Linked DNA regions of Homo sapiens: region 1 is linked to region 2. A link is an interaction called in ENCODE POLR2A ChIA-PET data of the cell type or tissue named here. Cell type or tissue: A673. All regions are shown on one strand.

What was found. ChIA-PET counts read pairs that join two places held together with the same protein. Peaks named below come from ENCODE experiments on the same cell type or tissue, not always from the same donor. Only the 100,000 strongest peaks of a DNase experiment are listed, where the experiment ranks them.
Region 1: POLR2A ChIA-PET joins it to region 2 with 19 read pairs; 2 of 35 experiments call an interaction of 5 or more read pairs at or near these places.

Annotation. Positions count from the first base shown.
Region 1 is chr2:240,383,274-240,391,273 of GRCh38, forward strand. It overlaps LOC102723825 (a long non-coding RNA gene), which reads right to left and starts at 4,516. Exons shown (of 3, transcript XR_001739239.2): 1 at 4,378-4,516; 2 at 4,132-4,211; 3 at 1-3,380. RefSeq lists an enhancer at 4,465-4,609 and a cis regulatory region at 4,532-4,542. In A673, no CTCF peak of the experiment used is centred here; a DNase peak (open chromatin) is centred at 4,528.
Region 2 is chr2:240,089,063-240,097,062 of GRCh38, forward strand. No RefSeq gene overlaps it. Among named protein-coding and RNA genes, the nearest start is that of OR6B3, 40 kb to the left of the region's middle. In A673, no CTCF peak of the experiment used is centred here; no DNase peak of the experiment used is centred here; H3K27me3 peaks cover 6,774 bases.

The DNA.
Region 1 (8,000 bases), 290 kb after region 2:
ACATCCTCAGCGGGCTCTAGTGCCTCTCCAGCCTCCTACCAAGCCAGGTGCCCTGGGCAGCTGGCCAAGAACTCAGTTCTGGGGTTGGCCAGCCTCGGACCCTCCCAGTTGTGTCTTTCAGGCACTGTCCCAGGTTCTTTTTCAAGGCAAATTTCCTTCTAATGCCGAAAAGTCAGCCTCCCCGGGGCACGCAGGACTCCCCCTCCTAAGCCCAGACCACAATCCTGCCCCTGCCACTCCCCATCCACACAGAGCATCCTTCCCAGGCTCACCCCCATGGGCTCGCTGCCATCGGGTCCTGGGCCATGAGCCACGAGGTTCAGAGGGAGAGGGGCCAGCGTGGCCTGGGCAAGGTCAGGCCTGCCTTGCCAGACAGTTTTCCCGGAACAGGCTGGGGGTGCCGGGCCTGGAACAACAGGGTGAGGCTCCTCCTGGCCCCAGCAGCATGTGCTGCACCCACCCATCTTCCTTTTGTTCTTTCTTCTTTCTTTGCTCATTGGTGCCCCCCCAGCTGTGAGTCCCTGAAGACGAGTACCCTTGGTCACCAATGGACCAGCGCCCACCACTGCCCTCGGTCACCACTGGACCTGGCATACACCACTGTGTCCCCACAGCTAACTGTGACTACCTGAGGACTGACACCCTCGGTCACCACTGAACCCAGCACCCACCACTGCCCTCGGTCGCCACTGGACACGTCGCCCACCACTGCCCTCGGTCACCACTGGACCCGACACCCACCACTGCCCTCGGTCACCGCTGGACCCGGTGCACACCACTGTGTCCCCACAGCCAACCGTGAGTCCCTAAGGACAGCCAACCGTGAGTCCCTGAGGACACTGCCCTCGGTCACCACTGGACCTGGCACCCACCACTGCCCTCAGTCACCACTGGACCAGCGCCCACGACTTCACAGTGCTCACTGGGTGCTTCCAAGTGAATGAATGAAGGGGTGAAGGATGAGCAGCACATGCAGCTCTGCTCACTTCGCAGATCGCAGAGGGCTGTCTGGGTGGGGGGGTCTTTCAGACTGCCACCTTGAATAGAGGACAGAAAGAGGGCCCTGCTAGGCGGCTGGCACCTGCGTCCGGCACCCCCTCGGCCCAGCTGTCCCCTGCTGGCTACCCTGTGCTATGGCCGCAGGCGGGTCTCTGAGTCCTTCATGCTCCCTGTGTTCTGGCCCCAGCATGGAGCCCAGCCCTCTGCAGATGCGGGCGCCAGGTCCTGGATGATGGGGGCCCCACTCCTCGAGGGCTAGGACTCAGCTTGCAGCTGGTCCAGCAGTCAGGCCACTCAGGGGCTGCTCCTAGTCAAGGTCTCCAATGCCTTCCAACAGATGATGCCACACGTGGCCAGCTCCAACTCCAGCTCCTCGCGGGGAGCACAGGTTTCTGTACCACCTGCAGCCCACAGCCAGGTGCCACCTTCCCCTGTGCCAACCAGTACCCCAGCATGGACAGGAATGGGGCAGAGAGTCCTCTGGGGGGAACATCAAAATACCCTAGTATGTTAGTGACTCGGCCAGTCAGCAATGTGCTGGTAATTGCTTAACAAGGGACTCTCAGAAGGGGCAGGGCTGGTCTGCAGCATCCGCACACACTCCCACCGTGGCTGGTTGCAAACCACTGGTGTTAGGGCTTAGAACGTGGAGCGAGAGCGATGCACACAGTCAGTGCTCTGGAGCCTGAGCTGCCTCCAGCAACCATGGGGACCACGTGCTGACCTGGGTGGTGTGTGGTCAACCCGGATTTTTTGCAGGACATCCCAGCACTGGCCGTGACCTGCGCCTGGCCCCACGGTGGGGCGCTGCTGGTGTAATCTGCCCAGCAGGTGGCTGCTGAGACCCAGAGTCACGCCTTCCACACTCGGGTTTCCACAGTTGTCTCTATGTCAAATCCTGTCAGCTGCACAGTCCTGCAAGTCCTCTCTGCTCTGCCTCGAGGCCCCCATATGTGATTCCCCAAATGCCACAAGCTTGAACCCACAAAGCACATCCTGCTTTAGAAGTCATGGACCTGGAGCTGGGCTGGCTGGACTGGGCTGGGCTGAGCTAGGCTGGGCTGGGCTGAACTGGGTTGAACCAGGCTTGGCTGGGCTCACCTGGGCTGGGCTGGGCTGAACTGGGTTGAACTAGGCTTGGCTGGGCTAACCTGGGCTAACCTGGGCTAACCTGGGCTGGGCTGGGCTGGGCTGAACTGGGTTGAACTAGGCTTGGCTGGGCTAACCTGGGCTAACCTGGGCTAACCTGGGCTGGGCTGGGCTGTGCTGGGCTGAGCTGGGCTGGGCTGAGCCGGGCAGGGCTGGGCTGGGCTGGGCTGGGCTGAACTGGGCTGAGCTTGGCTGGGCTGAGCTGGGCTGGGCTGGCCTGAACTGGGTTAAACCAGGCTTGGCTCGGCTAACCTGGGCTGGGCCATGCTGGGCTGAGCTGGGCTGGGCTGGGCTGAGCTGAGTTGGGCTGGGCTGGGCTGAACTGGGCAGGGCTAAGCTGGGCTGGGCGGGAGCTGGGCTGAACTTGGCTAAGCTAGGCTGAGCTGGGCTGGGCTGAGCTAGACTGGACTAGGCTGAGCTGGGCTGGGCTGAGCTGGGCTGGGCTGAGCTAGACTGGACTAGGCTGAGCTGGGCTGGGCTGAGCTGGGCTGGGCTGAGCTAGACTGGGCTAGGCTGAGCTGGGCTGAGCTTGGCTGGGCTGAGCTGGGCTGAGCTGAACTGGGCTGAGCTTGGCTGGGCTGAGCTAGGCTGGGCTGGGCTGAACTGGGTTGAACTAGGCTTGGCTGGGCTAACCTGGGCTGGGCTGGGCTGTGCTGGGCTGGACTGAGGTGGGCTGGGATGAGCTTGGCTGGGCTGGACTGAGGTGAACAGGGTTGCACTGGGCTAGGCTGAACTAAGCTAGAGTGGACTGGGCTAAGCTGGGCTGAGGTGGCCTGGGGCCTGCCTGGCCATTTTGCCTGAGCTCATAGACCAGAAAAGCTAAGAGGACCAGGCTGGTGGAGACCCTTTGTCAATGCCCCCTCCCTTGAGCTCTGAGGGCTGTTGGGGGATGGAGGAAGAAGTTGGGAGCAGGGGATGAGGAGGAGCCTGGGGGGACCCAGTGTTTCCACCCACACCAGAGCCCCCGCAGCAGATGCCAGCCCACTAGGACCTGGTGGGCCCAGAGGTGTGCAGAGGGAGCAGGTGGCACCATGTGGCCCCACCACCTACGTTGGTGACAAGGCCAACCCAGAGCCAAGGGGAGGGGCGACGTGGACCCTGCCGCAACTGGAGACCTGGCAGAGGAGCTCCGGAAAACACCACGGGGGCCTCCTTGAGAACAATCTGTTCTGTGATTTCGTCAAGCTGAGTGAGGGAAGCCAGGCACGGGCTGCATATTGCATGTTCCGCTTCTGTGAAATGTACAGAACAGGCAAACTCACAGAGGCAGAGGGCAGACGGGATCGCCTGGGGCTGGGGTAGTTAATGGGCGGGTGACGGTCGAGTATGGGGTTTCTTTTAGGGGTGAAAAAAATGTTCTGGGGTAAGATAGTGGTGATGCCACAGAACTCCACAAACACTTAGCAGCTATTGAATTGAACACTTAGCAGCTATTGAACTGAGTGCTTCAAACGGGTGATTTATAGGGTATATGAATTACATCTCAATAAAGCTGTTATTTAAAAAAAAAAAAAAAAAAAAAGTAAAGGCCGGGAACGGGTGTGGTGGCTCACACCTGTAATCCCAGTACTTTGGGAGGCCAAGGAGGGTGGATCACCTTAGGTCAGGAGTTCAAGACCAGCCTGGCCAACAGGCAAAACCCTGTCTCTACTAAAAATACAAAAATTAGCCAGGCATGGTGGCAGGTGCCTGTAATCCCAGCTACTCAGGAGCCTGAGGCAGGACAACCACTTGAACCCTGGAGGTGAAGGTTGTGGTGAGCCCAGGTCATGCCACTGCACTCCAGCCTGACAAGAGCAAGACTCTATCTCAAAAAAAAAAAGAAAGAAAAGAAAAGAAAAGAGGCGCAACCCGCTCAGGTCTCCTTCCACACTGTGGAAGCTTTGTTCTTTCGCTCTTCACAATAAACCTTGCTACTGCTCCCCAAAAAGAGAGAGAGAGAGAGAGAAGAGAAATACCAGCTCCATAGAACGGGCTTCTTACCTGCTTTTCTACTTGAACCTCTTGTCGTTTGTGCTGAAAACCTCAGGTCCTGATCCCTGAGCTGCTCACTTGGGTTATCACTACAACAGAAACAGAAACACACGCACGTGCGGCAGCTGAAACGAGGACTCGTTACTCACAATCACCCCTCAGATTTCTGGGCTGCTCCACTGCACTGGAAACAGGCACACCACTTGAGATCTCAGATACACGTAATCATCATAACATTTCAATCGGAATATTCACATTTCAGCCATATCTGAAAACTGTGATTCGCGGAATCTGCGCGTTCCCAACTCCTGCAGGGGGAGGCCAATGCATCACATCTTCTAAAACAGCCAAGTCATGGGCTCTCAAATGGCTCAGCTGTCAATCCGACAGTGCCTGAGTCATCTCCAGCTGCTGAGTCACGATGACCCCAATCCCAGAGTCCCAGAGCTGGAAGGGACCCAAGAAGTCCTCTCCCTGGGAGAAGGCTCGTCCGGAGAGCTTTCGCCCGCAGCGGCCCCATCCTGTCAGCTGTGGAGCGGGGGCATGGTCTGGAGAGGGACTTCAGGTCATTCGGGCTCCTCTCCAGCCACTGGGACCCTAGGCACTGTGCCTGTTCTGAACACACAAGAGGAGCCATTATCAGGCACAGGGAGAAGGCACTGCCAGGCCAGGGAGGCTGTGGAAGGGCGTGAGCCCTGTAGGGCCCAGGGTCAGCCCACCCCACATGGATCCTGCCTGTGGGACCTGGGTTCATCCCAGCAGGGCTTCCTGACCCATCCTGGCCTCCCTCCCCTTGAAGCCCTTCACCCTGCCCACAGGCAGGGCCCTCCTCCCGGGGAAAGCCACGGGCAAGGGCAGCCAGACCTGTAGCTCCCTCCACAGCCAAACCCCAGCCAGGATCCCTACAGGCTGGCCCTGAGACTCACAGCAGCCCCAGGCTCCTGAGTACACCTGGGGAAACTGAGACTCACAGCAGCCCCAGGCTCCTGAGTACACCTGGGGAAACTGAGACTCACAGCAGCCCCAGGCTCCTGAATACACCTGGGGAAACTGAGACTCACAGAAGAGACCAGGTCTCCAGACCACCCAGCGGGGACATGGGAGCTGTGACGTGGAAGCAAGTGTACCCTCGGCCAGCCCAGCCCTGAGCAAGGTGTCCCAGGGTGGTTCAGCCCGGAGCCTCGCAAGAGGGGCGTTGGTGTCCACCAGGCCATGGGCGGCAGAAAGGGGGCAGTTGAAGGGAAGCACGTAAAAGGCAGGACCGCGGGGATCCCTGGGTGGTCTGCCCCGGCTTGGAGGGAGAAAGGACTAGGAGGTCAGGCTGGCAGAGATAGGGCTCTGTCCTGGGGTAACTCGATGCAGGACGCTCTGCACTGGCATTTTGGGAGGGGGCAAGGGCCAGCCTGGAGGCTGAGCAGTGACCAGACTGAAACATGACAGGGGTTAAATCGGGCAGAGGTGGGGTTGGGCAGGAGGGAGGGGGACGGTTGCAGGAGGGAGGGGACCCTGTGCACCACCCAATTCTGGCTTGAGCAGCTGGTGGCATGGGACACTCCGGAAGACTCCTGGGGACTCCGGGGTCCTGAGAAGCATCCAGGTGAGATCCTGGGAGCCGCTGGTGGGTGGGGCTGGCAGGAGGGCAGATGTGGGGTCCCCAGCATCTGGCTGCCCCCAAGCAAGGTGGAAGTGGCCCCACCAGGAGACAGCATCCAAAGGGCCAGGTGTCCCCAGGCCGGGCCAGGCTGCCTGCGGGCCATGGGCAGCTGCGCTGCAGAGGCCTCAGTGTGGCTGGACAGGCTGCTCAGGAACAAGGGTCCTTTGGTCCAGGGGCTCAGAGCCCCCACCTCCCTGGAGCCCTATCAGGGAGCCCAGGCCCTGTTGCTTCCATAGAAAGGGAGGGAGCTGGAAGATCAGGCCCCTCGTTTACAGATGGAAAGACGAGGCCCAGAGTTGGGTGCCCCTGACCTGGAGCTGCCTAGTCCTGCAGGGCCTGGTCACCCCTGCACTCTCCTAACCATGCCTGACATGAGCAAGTGAGCAGCAGCTGGGCCTTGGGCTGGGCGCTTCCAGGCCCGCACTCTGTCTCTGCCCCCTCTGGGGCCTAAGTCTCTGTTCTGGGGGCCTGTGACCTCAAGCTGGAAGAGGTGTTGGGTCCTGAGGTCCAGAGGGAGCTGAGGTGGAAGCAGCACTGAATCCCTCTCTCTGGGGAGGACCTGGTCCCACAGAGGCTGTGTGTGAGCTGCTGGCCCAGGGAAGCCCCAAATACCCACCCCAGCTGAGCTGACCTTGTGTGGCGGACAAGGGAGGAAAGCATCCATGGGCTCCAGAAACAGCGACTGTGGGAAGACTTCACTGGGAGGGTGAAATGAACCTCCCTCCACTGTCCAGTACATGCCTGAGCATCTGGGGGACCTTCTAGAAGTTTCCATCTGATGGCAACCCTCCCAGGGAATGCTGAGGTGGCCTCCAGTTCTCTGCCTGTGACCCTCATCTGGTCAAAGGCCAGGTCGGTCACATGTCCATACCCCCACAGCGTTGTCTACAGGTTAGAAATTGCCACACAGAAAACCAAAGATGTCTAACATTTGGTCACACAGCCGTGCAGCCAAGTATCACAAGCAGATGTCCCGTAAACAGGACAGAGTTTATCCTGACGTTCAGTGGTGGATGTTTTAACAGATCTGAACTGCAGTGCCTGGAACTCACAGAGGGCGGGATCCCAGTTCCCCTTGGCTGGGGGAGTTCGCTCGCTGAGGACACACTGGGCCACTGGGCAGCACTGGCTAAGGCAGCTGGGCCGGAGGGGGAACATTGGAGAGTCCCCTCCTTCTCCATTCTGCACCGGATGTGGGGACAGGCATTGAGACTTCCAGAGTTTCCGGTTTATTCTAGAGTACACACTGAACAACCACGCAGGTGGCTGCTGAGCCAGGGGTCTCCCCTCTCCCCACAGAGAGCTGAGGTCTGCAGCCTCGGGGACTGAGCGGAAGCTCCAGCCTGGGTCTCAGGGTCTTCTGACCCCAGCTCCACGGCCTCAGCACTGCCACCCAGGAGTGGCCTGGACAGCTCATTCATGGGAGGGTGTCTTCCAGCCCCATGGGCCATCGCATGGGAGGGGAGCCTGTGAAACTCAGTGGTGCAGGAACTAGGGGGCAGGCATAGAGAGGCCGGTAGGGGACACTAGAGCCAGGCCCCAGGGACAAGGATGACCAGCCACCTGGCAACCTGGAGACAGAATCCCGCAGGCAGCAGGAGCCGTGCACGGGCAGGGCTCAGGCACCAGTGGTGAGGGGCAGCGCCAGTATCTGCCTCTCTCTTGCCAGGAGCACAAGGGCTCCTCTGCACCCTCCCTGCTGGACCAGCCCCTCCCATCCACCTCCCACTGCAGCCTAATGCTCCCGCCCAACTGCACAGCCATCCACACCTGCGTCCCCAGCCCCAGCAGCTCCCCTGCTGTCCCAACCTGGGCCAAGCCCCTTTCTGTGTCCCAGAGGCCCTTTCGCCCAGGCGGCCGCCTCTTCTTAACGCGGGCCTCACGCTGTGGCACCCAGCACCCAGACGTGGACCTTGAGGTTCCAATGAAAGGCCCTGGGCCCGTCCACTCCCCGGGGGAGCCTGCATCCCCTCCAACCGGGATTCCAGCCTGGGGGGTGGGGGGGGTCACAGCTCACCAGGCAGACAGCTCAGCATTGCAGGTGTCACAGCAGCTCTCGATGCAACCGGCTCCTCTGGGTTTCTGTCAAGCCCAAGAGCCTTCGCCCCACGCACAACAGAGACAAGCCCAGCGTAGACAGATATGATAACACAGGGTTGTTCTAGACAGGGGCTTGGACATACTCTGCAAGCAGGGTCGGGCCACCTTAGCCGCCTGACAGGGG
Region 2 (8,000 bases):
CAGAAGCCAATACAAGTCTCCAGTGCTAGGGTCTGGCCAGCCTCCGTGGCTTTCCTCTTATCATCACAAATGCCTGCAGCCTTGAACATCAGTTCCTGGTGCTGAGCAGTCTAAGGTGAGAAGAACAGAGACGGTGAGAGAACAGCCGAGCAGACGTTCCAGGAAGACAGAGCACAGATACAAAGTCCCTAAGGAGAGCAGGACAGGCTTGTCTGAGGGATGTTCCAGAATCCGGTGTGCCTGTGCCAGGGAGAAAGAATGCTGCAGAGAAGAGGCCAGGCAGGTTAGGGTGCAGTGTAGCTCCAAGGCATCCTACACTCTGCACTCCCCACCCCCACTCCCCAGACGGTTTGTCACCTGGAGTGAGACATTAAGCCTTATGAGGGTTTTGAGTAGAAAAGGGAGATTGTCTGACTTCAGGTTAGCAGGTTTTATCTGTTTGTTACTGACCCCGGCTGGAAGCCATTGCAGGAATCCAACAGAAAGATAATAGCGATTGAACTGGGGCAGTAGCCAAAGGACATGAAGTCTTGAGGCTGCTGGAGCTGATAGGTTTTGTTGACAGAACAGAAGAGGGGCGAAGGCAAATCAAGGGCCAAAGGCGGCCCCAGAGATACTGGCCTGAGTCTCTGGAGGGATGGGGTTATCACTGATATGATGGCAAGAGCAGGTTTGGGGAGGGCTGTTAGTGGTGGTGAGGAGAATCACGGGCTCAATTTGGCCATGCCAGTCTTGTACATGCAAGAGGAGACACTGAGTAGCCAGCTGGATCTATAGGATTCTGGAGTTTGGGGGAGAAGTCCACTCTGAAGGTATACATTTGGGAAGTGTTGGTGTAGAATGAGATTATAAGGCCATGAGGTTACTTGATGTCACCAAGACAGCAAAGAGGAAACAACAGATGACCAAGTTCTGGGCACTGCCACAAACAGAAGGCAGGAAAAGGAGGATCCAGTAAGGAATTTGAGACAGAGAAGCCAGTGAAGTAAGTTCAATAGCTCATTCAGCCAGGCAGTTGTGATTTGCAAGCACACTAAAAGTTATCTGGATCCTTAGAGGAATTTACAAGTAAGGACAGCATGCCCTCCTAGAAGCAAAAGAGTTATCATAGACCAGTAGGCCATGTCAAAAGGATTCAGACCAATTTGAAGAGGTGCCCACTGTCTAAAAATTGAACTGTTCTAACGCTGGCTAAAAATTGAACTGTTTTAACATACGCAAGAGTAATAACTGCAGGCCAGGCACGGTGGCTCACGCCTGTAATCCCAGCACTTTGGGAGGCCAAGGCAGGAGGATCATGAGGTAAAGAGAACAAGACCGTCCTGGACAACATGGTGAAAATGCATCTCTACTAAAAATACAAAAATTAGCTGGGCATGGTGGCACGTGCCTGTAGCCCCAGCTACTCGAGAGGCTAAGGCAGGAGAATCACTTGAACCCGGGAGGCGGAGGTTGCAGTGAGCTGAGATCGTGCCACTGCACTCCAGCCTGGTGACAGAGCGAGACTCTGTCTAAAAATAATAATAATAATAACTGCAATAGACTGAAATACATCAAGTATGTTGAATCTGAGTTCATAACAATACAAAAAACTTAGTCACCATTGGAGGATGCTAATGCAACAATTCAATGTCTTAGAAATTGTACCCAGAGAGCAAGACTCAAGCATCCTGCTTTTCCTATCACTGAGGAACCAGATCACCAATGAGGGTAGTTTATGTTCACAGAGGCATTGAGTTGAGAAATAGGTACTCCAGTGAAGAGGGAATGATAGAAATAGCATCTCACCACGATCTCACACCAGTCAGAATGGCTATTATTAAAAGTCAAAAAATAATAGATGCTGGCAAGGGTGTGGATAAAAGGGAACATTTATATACTGTTGCTGGGAATGTAGATTAGTTCAGCCACTGTAGAAAGCAGTTTGGAGATTTCTTGAAGAACTTAACAACTATCATTCGACCCATCAATCCCATTACTGGGTATATATCCAAAAGAAAATAAGTCATTCTCCCAAAAAGACATATACACTCATGTTTATCGCAGTGCTATTCACTATAGCAAAGACATGGAATTAACCTAGGTGCCCATCAGTGCTAGATAGGATGAAGAAAATGTGGTAAATATACACCGTGAAATATTATGCAGCCATAAAAATGAATGAAATCATGTCTGTTGCAGCAACATGGATGCAGCTAAAGGCCATTATTCTAAGAGAATTAATGCACAAAGAGAAAACCAGCTACTGCATCTTCTCACTTATAAGTGGGAGCTAAACAATGAGTACTCATGGACACAAAGATGGCAACAATAGACCCTGGGGGCTACTAGAAGGGGAAGCAAGGGAGGAGAAAAAGGCCTGAAAAAATACTGAGTACGATGCTAAGTACCTGGGTGATGGGATCCCTCATACCCCAAACATCAGCATCATGCAGTATACCCAGGTAACAAAACTGCACATGTACCCCATGAATCTAAAATAAAAGTTAAAAATATTTTTTAAAAAAGAATTAGGCTGTCATCATTTACAGGCCATGGTGACTTAATGAAAATAGATAGTGATCGTAATGACCAATAACACCACAAAAAGAGAACCGAAGAGCCCCCTGCCACGCATAAAGTAATCAGCGAATAATAATAGTAACAACAACACAGCCAGGCATGATGACTCATGCCTGTAATCCCAGCACTTTGGGAGGCCAAGGTGGGTGGATCACTTGAGGTCAGGAGTTTGAGACCAGCCTAACTAACATGGCAAAACCCCGTCTCTACTAAAAATACAAAAATTAGCCAGGCGTTATGGTGCACACCTGTAATCCTAGCTACTCCGGAGGCTGAGGCAGGAGAATTGCTTGAACCCGGGAGATGGAGGTTGCAGTGAGCCAAGATTGTGCCACTGCACTCCAGCCTGGGTGACAGAAAAGGACACTGTCTCAAAAAATAAAATAAAATAAAATAAAATAAAAACAAATAAATAAACAACAGCACTAACTCGAATCCCGTTAAGACTCCAGATCCAACTACCAACTTACAGGAAATACGCCCGGCAGAGGAACATGGTGAATGACAACTGGCAAACTTAAACTGTCGGAAAATCTATATAACAAAGGTCCAGTTTTTCTTTTTTTCGTTTTTCATTTTTATTTTTATTTTAAGTTCCAGAGTACATGTGCAGGATGTGCAGCTTTGTTATACAGGTGTACATGTGCCACGGTGGTTTGCTGCACCTATCAACCCATTGCCTAGGTATTAAGCCCAGCATGCATTAGCTATTTTTCCTAATGCTCTCCCTCCCCCACCCCACCACCCAGCAGGCCCCAGTGTGTGTTATTCCCCTCCCTGTATCCACGTGTTCTCATTGTTCAGCTCCCACTTATAAGTGAGAACTTGTGCTGTTTGGTTTTCTGTTCTTGTGTTAGTTTGCTGAGAATAATGGCTTCGAGCTCCATCCATGTCCCTGCAAAGGACATGATCTTGTTCCTTTTTATGGCTGCATAGTTTTTCATGCCTGTTCGCTCTGATGATAGTTTCTTTTGCTATGCAGAAGCTCTTATTTCTGAATTCTCTATTCTGTTCCACATTTTCTTTATCCAGTCTATCATTGATGGACATTTGGGTTGTTTGTTTTTTTCTTGTAAATTTGTTTAAGTTCCTTGTAGATTCTGGATATTAGACCTTTGTCAAATGGATAGATTGCAAAAATGTTCTCCCACTCTGTAAGTTTCCTGTTCACTCAGTTGATAGTTTCTTTTGCTGTGCAGAAGTTCTTTAGTTTAATTAGATCCCATTTGTCACTTTTTTCTTTTGTTGCAATTGCTTTTGGCAATTTCATTATGAAATCTCTGCCTGTGCCTATGTCCTGAAAGGCGTTGCCTAGATTTTCTTCTAGGGTTTTTATAGTTTTGGATTTTACATGTAAGTCTTTAATCCATCTTGAGTAATTTTTGTATAAGGTGTAAGGAAGGGGTCCAGTTTCAGTTTTCTGTATATGGCTAGCCAGCTCTCCCAGCATCATTTATTAAATAGGGGATCCTTTTCCTGTTGCTCATTTTTGTCGGGTTTGTCGAAGATCCTATGGTTGTAGACGTGTGGTCTTATTGCTGAATTCTCTTTTCTGTTCCATTGGCCTATGTGTCTCTTTTTGTACCAATACCATGCTGTTTTGGTTACTATAGCCTTGTGGTATAGTTTGAGGTCTGTTGATGTCTCCAGCTTTGTTCTTTTTGCTTAGGATTGTCTTGCTATACAAGTTCATTTTTGGTTCCATATGAATTTTAAATTCTGTGAAGAATGTCAATGGTAGTTTAATGGGAATAGCATTGAATCTATAAATTACTTTGGGCAGTATGGCGATTTTCACAATATTTATTCCTCTTATCTATAAGCATGGAATATGTTCCATTTGTTTGTGACCTCTCTGATTTCCTTGAACAATGGTTTGTAGTTCTCCTTGAAGAGGTCCTTCCCTTCCCCTGTTAGCTCTATTCCTAGGTATTTTATTCTCTTTGTAGCAATTGTGGATGGGAATTCATTCATGATTTGGCTCTCTGCTTGCCTGTTGTTGGTGTATAGGAATGCTTGTGACTTTTGCACATTCATTTTATATCCTTAGACTTTGCCGAAGTTGCTTATCAATGAAACTCCAGTTTCTTAAGGAAATACATTAAAGCAAGACACAGACGTACACGGATGAAGGGGGGAGGGGGGAGGTAAAGGGGGAGAGAGGATGGAAAATGGAAGAAAGAATGAGGGAGGAAGGGAGAGAGAGAGAGAGAGAGAAGTCAGCCCATATTAAAAGGACCTTATACAAGTCACAGAGTGTGAACCATTTTTGACTGAGTAAAACAAGCTCTATTTTTAAAATCTATTACATTTAATTAATGAGAAAATGAACATTTGAGCACTGATGAATATTTGATATTAAGAAATTATATTTCTTTAGGTATTGTAGATATTTTTAGGAGAAATGGTCTTTTTAAAGAAATGCTTGCTAAATATTTATAGATAAAACTCTATTTGTCTAATATTTACTTCAAAATACTACAGAGACTGTGGGCGTAGGGTAGGGAGGATGCAAGATTGGCCAGGAGTTGGTTGCCATGAAAGCTGGGTGGTGGTTGCTTGAGGTGCATTATACTGCACTCTCTACTTTTGCATATGTTTAAATTTTCTATCTTCATCATCACCATCATGCTGTTAGGGTGCATGTCAGAGTTGGCTTCTGCATCAATTTTTTCCCAAAACTCAATTCTCAGTGTGGCTCTTTCTTCAATGCTGTAAAATTCCCTTCTACTATCTTTCTGAAAATATTTTTTTCCATTGTTGGTTTCTCTGTTTCAAAATTTGTTAACTTCACATTGAATTTTACGTATCTGTCCTCCAATTCTACTTACTTTGCTCTAAGAAGTCTCTCTTTCTTTATTCTGTACACTCACCAGGATGGACTCAGGACTTTTCTCTATGCCAGGAATCCCTTTCCACAACATGCTGTTTCCATTGCAAAACTTTTTAAATACCTATTTTGGCTCTGAAATCCTCTTAGTTCTATGAATTTTCTTTCTATTTCTCCCTATTGTTACAGAACTCCTATCTTATAAAAAGTGATGGTCTAATTTCCTGCAATGCTAAGCGTACTTAACAAACACATTTATCTGTATTTTACACAATATTTATCCTGTGTGGTGCAAATGACCTGCTGATACCTTTTAAAATTCCTTTATGTTGTGCTCACAGATGTCACCGGCAGCTCATCCAGGCCTTGTCTGTGAGCTGGTACATCATGGGCCAACATACTCTCTGATATGAACAGAAAACCAGCAGCCTGCAGGCTGAGTCTGGGTCAAAGACGTATTTTCTTTGGCCACACAGTATTTAAAATAAAATCTTCACCCCAACATGGCGGATTAGGGGCGTCGCTAGCACATCTCTCCCGCTTGGAAGGACAAAAGTGTGTAGAGATTCACCTTGTGAAATGTTTTTCAACAAGAGATGCCATGGCTGAACGGGAAAACCGCAGGATTCTAGGGACCTTTGAAGGAAGCGGGAGGCTGCAGCCCACCCTGTGAGTCAGGCAGGGGCTGCGAGTCCGAGTGTGAGGGGGGAGTTTGCCTCTGGGATACGCAACACCCCTGGGGACCCCGAAAGTCCAGGAGGACAAGAAGGAAGGCCCTAACCCCACCCGGAGCAGGAACTGACTTGGGGAGGGTGGTGGGATATAAAAGCAGGAGCTGCGTTGGGAAGACCTCTCCTGCACTCCCAGAGCCCAGGCAGACCAAGATCAGTCGTTCCCTACTGTTCCTCACAGGGGACCCTGCGGACAGCCAAGAACTTCAGGCGTGGTCTCAGGTTCAAAGAAGCTCCCAATGGGGGCGTTTCACGACATAACCCCAGGTGGGAGAGAGTAAAAAGCAGGTTTCAAGGTTCGGGAGCCTTTGGTGCAGGGGTCCCGGGTGCAGGAGCTTTTGGTGCAGGGGCCGTGGGTGCAGGCGTCCCGGGTGCAGGGGCCCCTGGTGCAGGAGCTGCGGGTGCAGGAGTCTCGGGTTCAGGGGCCCCGGGTGCAGGAACCCCGGTGCAGGAGCCTTGGGTGCAGGTGCCGCGGATGCAGGAGCCCCAGGTGCAAAAGCCTTGGGTTCAGGGGCCCCAGGTGCAGGAGTTGCGGATGCGGGAGTCTGGGGTGCAGGGGCCACGGGTGCAGGCGCCCTGGGTGCAGGAACCTTGGGTGCAGGGGCCTCAGGTGCAGGAGCTGCGGGTGCTGGAGTCTCGAGTGCAGGGACCCCGGGTGCGGGAGCCTTGGATGCAGGGGCCAGGGTGCAGGGACGGCCGGTGCAGGAGCCTCGGGCGCAGGGCCCGCGGGTGCAGGGGCTGGACGCCCACCTTTGCAGCAGACAGGGAGGGGCGTGGCTTGAAGGCGGCGGTTGCTATCTCCATGGGGAAAGCTTATGACTCCAGGCAGTGGAAGGTCGGATTACAGGCTGACTGGAACTCAGTTCGCTGCTGCCAGCGAACACTGTGGGAGTGGATCCGACTCTCCAAGTGCGTGGGAACTGTGGGGCTAGCCACCGCCTGCCACTCCCCACGCCCTGCACAAACTTTTCTGTGCTGCAGAGACAGCAGCGCTCCCCCTGGAATGTCAACCCCGTGGCCTGAGGACCGCTCCCGTGCCCCGAAACGCACAGGGGCTACTGCTTACCCTGCACAGGGAGCATCAGCGCAAACCCGCCCCGTCCAGCCCCCTCCTGGCTTTGCCCCGCCACCTGCCCTGGTAGCTTCACACAAGGGACAGAATCTCTTGGGAGCTACATGACCCCGCCCATTGCCTAAGAAACCAGAGTATCTCCCTGGGCAACCTAAGGCGAGCACAAATCCCACTGCTGCTCTTTTGCAAGCACCACCTCATGGCTGAAGGGCAATCAACACAGTCCAGGACAGCATCTCCTGGTAGAATAACACTTCACCCAGGAAGGAGAAAACCGCTGTGCAATCTCAGCTATCACCTCTACCTGCACTACTCTAGCTAACCAGGAGGTCCTGAGTCTGTCTACACGACCAGTTCATTACTACTATAACCCATGTTCAAGAAGGCCAAGACACTGAGGCCATCCGTAACCAAGGAATTTCAGAGTCTGCCTCACTCCTGAAAGTACCAAGAACTGAATCAGGCTATAATTAATTATAAGCATTAAAGTCTCATCCTCAAGGGGGAAAAAAGAAATTTAAAAACAAAGAAATACAGTCAAACCAAACATAAATTCAAGAATAATTAGAAGAAATAGTCTACCCAAATGAGATGAAGCCAGAAAAATAACTCTGGTAATATAACAAAACAGGGTGACATAATACATCCCAAAGATCACACTAGCTCTCCAGCAACGGACTGAAACCAAGATGAAATTTTTGAAATACCAGATAAGGAATTCAGAAGGTTGATTATTAAGCTACTCAAAATATCAGAGAAAGGTGAAAAACATCATAAAGAAATTTAAAAAGCAGTTCAGGATATG